Linked DNA regions of Homo sapiens: region 2 is linked to region 1. Evidence: chromatin loops called from intact Hi-C (ENCODE). Cell type or tissue: heart right ventricle. All regions are shown on one strand. Links, peaks and the distances in the headings refer to the core of each region. The heading gives the core; the rest is flanking DNA.

The links. Peaks named below come from ENCODE experiments on the same cell type or tissue, not always from the same donor. Only the 100,000 strongest peaks of a DNase experiment are listed, where the experiment ranks them.
Region 2: a loop joins it to region 1, with 2.2 times the contacts of the local background. A loop is called at or near these places in 1 of 110 quality-filtered maps.

What each region holds. Positions count from the first base shown.
Region 1 is chr11:58,178,386-58,181,316 of GRCh38, forward strand. OR9Q1 (olfactory receptor family 9 subfamily Q member 1) reads left to right here. Exons shown (of 3, transcript NM_001005212.4): 3 at 1,046-2,931. The coding sequence starts at 1,060. The coding sequence ends at 1,992. Among named protein-coding and RNA genes, the nearest start is that of OR9Q2, 9.2 kb to the right of the region's middle. In heart right ventricle, for the core only: no CTCF peak of the experiment used is centred there; a DNase peak (open chromatin) is centred at 1,439.
Region 2 is chr11:58,223,458-58,226,388 of GRCh38, forward strand. No RefSeq gene overlaps it. Among named protein-coding and RNA genes, the nearest start is that of OR10Q1, 4.0 kb to the right of the region's middle. In heart right ventricle, for the core only: no CTCF peak of the experiment used is centred there; no DNase peak of the experiment used is centred there.

The sequences.
Region 1 (2,931 bases), core at 99-2,598:
CGTGGCATGATTTTTAACAGGGGAATCAGATGTGATCAAATTAATGTCTTAGAATTATCACTCTGACCACAGTGAGGAGGAAGAATTTGGAAGAAGCAAATATATAGACAAGGAGAATAATTAGTTCCACGGATGTTGTTCTAATCCAGGTGACAGTTGGAGAGGATTTGATATCAGGGAGGAGTTGTGGTCACGGAGAAAAAGGGATAGAGTCCTGACACGGATATTACAATGGTAGGCAAGAGACCATGTGTCAACACTTGGTGGAGCAATAAGGAAGTTTCGGCTCAGAATGGCTATCTGGCTTGCAGAGCTCACACAGCTACTTAGCAATAGAGGTGCGAGAATGTGCACCCCTGTTCTGAGAATGTTTACCTGTATCTGTTTTGTCAACATGCTAAGATGACTCTATGCCACAGGACTTCGTTGATGGCAGGAGCTAAGATCAGTCATCTCTGAAGCCCTACATCACACCTGACATATTTTATATGTATATATTATATATATATTTATATATTATATATATTATATATTTATATATTATATATTTATATATAATATATATTTACATATAATATACATAATATATATTTTATATATTATAGAGAGAGAGAGAGAAAGAAAGAAAGAGAGAGAGAGAGAGAGAGAGAGACAGGCTCTCACTCTGTTGCCCAGGCTGGAGTGCAGTGGTGCCATCTCGGCTCACTGCCAAGATGGGAGCTTTGACCTCCCAGGCTCAAATGATTCTTGTGCCTCTCTCCCGAGTAGCTGGGATTACAGGTGCTCACCACCATGCATGGCTAATTTTTTTTGCATTTTTAGTAGAGATGGGGTTTCACCATGTTGGCCAGGCTGGTCTCGAACTCCTGGGCTCAAGTGATCCCACTGCCTCGCTTCCAAAGTGCTGATATTACAGGTGTGAGCCACAGCACCTGGCACACCTGGCATATTTTGTCCACAGTACATTTTCAATAAATGTGAACTACAAATACAGGTAAATCCTATTTGCACCTTCCTAACTTGCTTCCCATTCTACATGTCTCAGGGACCACTGGTGTCATGGCAGAGATGAACCTCACCTTGGTGACCGAGTTCCTCCTTATTGCATTCACTGAATATCCTGAATGGGCACTCCCTCTCTTCCTCTTGTTTTTATTTATGTATCTCATCACCGTATTGGGGAACTTAGAGATGATTATTCTGATCCTCATGGATCACCAGCTCCACGCTCCAATGTATTTCCTTCTGAGTCACCTCGCTTTCATGGACGTCTGCTACTCATCTATCACTGTCCCCCAGATGCTGGCAGTGCTGCTGGAGCATGGGGCAGCTTTATCTTACACACGCTGTGCTGCTCAGTTCTTTCTGTTCACCTTCTTTGGTTCCATCGACTGCTACCTCTTGGCCCTCATGGCCTATGACCGCTACTTGGCTGTGTGCCAGCCCCTGCTTTATGTCACCATCCTGACACAGCAGGCCCGCTTGAGTCTTGTGGCTGGGGCTTACGTTGCTGGTCTCATCAGTGCCTTGGTGCGGACAGTCTCAGCCTTCACTCTCTCCTTCTGTGGAACCAGTGAGATTGACTTTATTTTCTGTGACCTCCCTCCTCTGTTAAAGTTGACCTGTGGGGAGAGCTACACTCAAGAAGTGCTGATTATTATGTTTGCCATTTTTGTCATCCCTGCTTCCATGGTGGTGATCTTGGTGTCCTACCTGTTTATCATCGTGGCCATCATGGGGATCCCTGCTGGAAGCCAGGCCAAGACCTTCTCCACCTGCACCTCCCACCTCACTGCTGTGTCACTCTTCTTTGGTACCCTCATCTTCATGTACTTGAGAGGTAACTCAGATCAGTCTTCGGAGAAGAATCGGGTAGTGTCTGTGCTTTACACAGAGGTCATCCCCATGTTGAATCCCCTCATCTACAGCCTGAGGAACAAGGAAGTGAAGGAGGCCCTGAGAAAAATTCTCAATAGAGCCAAGTTGTCCTAACCATCTCCAAACTTGGAAAATCCCGAGAACCACCTACTCTGTAGTGTCAGAATTCTGGACGCTCATTATTTATAGCATGCTCAATGTTTAAATGAATATATTATGGTACTAGGTATAAAAAAGAACCAGAACTTTTAGCTCCAGGGAGAGGAAGGAAGACAAGGAAAAGTCAACCTGAAAAGAGATTGGAGTGGGAGTTTTGATTCCCAGGACAAGTGACAAAAGGATTTGAAATTAAAGCCTGTGCAATCCAAATATGGCACACTTCACCTGTCTGTGATTATAAGAGTAATTTTTTTTGCAAAATTTTTAATGAAAGATTTTCATCATATAGAAATGTTAAAAATAATATGTAGGAAGTTTCCTATACTCAGTACTGAGATTGTGTAATTGCTAATATTTGCTGTCTTTACTTGGTTACATAGATGTAATCTATCCGTGAGTTTATTCATCAATCAATTCACTCATCAAACCACCTTTTTTTGATTCATTTCAAGGTGAGTTCCGGACATCAGCATTAGTACCCTTTACTTCTATGCACTTCAGAATTATATCATCAATTAGGATTCAATATTTAGATTACATTTATTTTTAATGATCAAACTATGGTCGTTTGATGATCCAATTAGCAAAGCTGACCCTACTCAAGGTATGCCTTAATATTCTGGTAGTAGTTCTCAAGAAGGCCTCACACAAACTTTTAACAATGCCTACAATAACATGTCTGTCAATTGCTATCACCTCTGGATATATGCCCTGTTCTTTTTCTTCCTACCTATTACAGTTCTCTCTCGTCATATGGCATGACTAAAAATCCACTTAGCAAAGTTATACCATTCCCACTGCCCATAATGGCGTCTTCAGTGTCTGTATCATAGACATTGACTCTCTGTGTTCTGAAAGCTTTTTCCTTCAGGGAGGCAGAACATTGCTGCATTC
Region 2 (2,931 bases), core at 94-2,593, 45 kb after region 1:
GAGAGGTTACTTTCTTGGCAAATACTTCTCTGTAAGACAATTAACACTAACGACACATTCACATACCCAAATGGCTGGATGAAGGGAATGAGCAGGGTTTTGAAAGGAGCAGAATTTTTAAAGAAGTGGTGAACCTGCAGGGGAGGAAAGCTAAGCTACTCTTGCGAGTTCTGTCTTCTACTTATGCTACCTACAGGCTACCTTGATATGAGGGGATCATCATTTCCCAAAAGAAACATCACTGATTAACATTTCTGTCCCATCATCTGACTCGTGGTGTACTGTTATTTCATTCAATATTCTCATTCTAGAATGTAACAATTTCAATGAAAGACTCGTATAAAGGAATAATTTTTCAGTAAGGAAAAGGAGCTCTTCCATGTACATTGAAGCATTTCTTCACAATAGCTATAACATAAGATTAACCTAAGTGTTCACCAGTAGAAAAGTGGATGAGGAAAATTAAATCTTGTCATTTGTGACAACATGGATAAATCTGGAGGATATCACATTAACTGAAATAAGACAGTCACAGAAAGACAAATACTGCAGGATCTCATATATGTAATGTAAAAAGGTTGAACTAACAGAAACAGAGTAAAAAGATGGTTACCAGAGGCTTGGGGTGACAGGATTGGGGAGATGTTTGTCAAATGACATAAAATTGTAGTTAGACAAGAGAAATAAGTTCAAGAGATCTATTGTATATCATGGTGTCTACAGTTAATTATACCTTATTGTGTATTTGAAAATGGCTGAGAATAGATTTTAAGTATTCTCACCTCAAAAATAATGTGTCTGGAATAATTCATATGTTAAATAGCTTTATTTAGTCATTTGACAATGCCTACATATATTAAAACATTATGCTGTATGCCACAAATATATACAATTTTTACTTGTCAACTAAAAAATAAAAAAAGAAAAAATAAGAAAGGGGAACTCACTCTATTCATCTAGAATATGTATAGGAAGGTAACTGGGAGAACCCAATAATTCAATTTGAAAGGTTGAATCAACCCTCTTTTCAAGTGTAATATTTTACCCTCTTCTTTTTGAGTTCCAGGTTAATTTTATGAATGACTTGTGACATTAAATAAAGAATGAAAGAAGGTATGAAAATTCAGTTTCAAACTTCTCTTTTGTTGGCATTCCAGACAGTGCCTAGCACAATGTATACAAATAATTGATTCATTATGTTCTGATGTGACTTGGCCTGGATAGGTTGACATGCAATCTGCTAACTAGAGAGTTTATTTTCTTCTCCAGCATTTACAGTGGTCTTCACTACTTCCCTCCATCTGCAGTTTTGCTTTCCAGTTTCAGCTGCAGTCTGAAAATATTAAATAGAAAATTTCAGAAATAATCAATTTATAAGTTTAAAATTGTCTGACTTTCTGAGTAGTGTGACAAAATCTCTTGTCATCTTATTCTGTCCTGTCTGGGATGTGAATTATCTCTCTGTCCAGTGTATCCACACTGTATAACATTTTATGCTTCTGAAATCCAACCATGGACATCGTCATAGCTTGATGATCCAAGATCACCCCAAGCAGATGATCCTTTTTCTGGCCATCAGAAAGTCAATAGTAGCCAGATGTTGTGTTATAATGCCTGTGTTATTTACCTCATTTCATCTAATCACATAGGCATGATATCACCTCACATCATTATGAAGGGTGAGGAGTACTGTACATTAAGATATTTTGAGAGAGAGAGAGAGAAACCACGTTCACATAACTTTTATTATAGTATATTGTTATAATTGTTCTATTTTATTGTTGCTGTTGTTAATCTCTTACTGCGGCTAATTTATAAGCTAAATTTTATTGTAAGTATGTATGTGTAGGTAAAAAACATAGTAGGTATAGGATTTGATACTATCTATGGTTTCAGATGTTCTCCGGGGGTCTTGGAAGTACTCCCTTTGGATAAGAGAGGACTACTGTACTTAGAAGCTGTATTAGTCCATTCTTATGCAGCCATAAATACACTACCTGAGACGGGGTAATTTATAAACAAAAGAGGTTTAATTGAATCACAGTTCCACACTGCTGAGGAGACCCCAGGAAACTTACAATCATGGTGGAAGGTGAAGGGAAAGCAAAGCACATGTTACATTGCTGCAGGCAAGAGAGTGTGCACAGGGGAAACTGCCACTTTTAAAATCATCAGATCTGGTGAGAACTCCCTCACTATCATGAGAACAGCATGGGGGAAACCGCCTCCATGATCCAATCACCTCCCACCAGTTCCCTGTCCCCTGCACATAGGGATTACAATTCGAGATGAGATTTGGGTGGGGACACAGAGCCAAACCATATCAAAAGCAAGGCATTTCTAATGTATTGTTAAATCCAATGACTGTCCCCAGAATATGTAACACTTTATAGTTCTTCTCCTTATCATTGTGTGAAATCAGGTTAAAAATTAGGAGTTCCAAAAGCAATTTCAAAGGGAAAAAGAAGTACCCCAACCCCCACCAAAATAATCCTAATCTAGAAAAAATATAAAAAGTGGATCTGAACTATGATGATGGGAGGTTTATATGCCAAATAAACCTACATGAACCTCAGATTCCTTCTAGAAATTATATTTCTGATTATAAGAGGAACACAATCTTATTTTGGAAATCAGGGAAAATTAATAAAGAGGAAAACTAGAAAATTCATAATTCTACGTCACAGATAACAACTGTTAACTTTTTGGCGTATTTCTATTCCTCATTATGCATGTACGTATTTTTATAAAATTGGGCTTTTATGGTAAATACAGGCTTGAATCTTGATTTTATTACTTACAGGTATAATGATAAACATTGCCCTTTATTACTAAATATTAGTGATTTTAGTATGCTGTGTTTCTGTATCCAATATTGTTGGAAATTAGATTTTAATCACTTTTCATGTTATAAATGTAAGAAACACACTT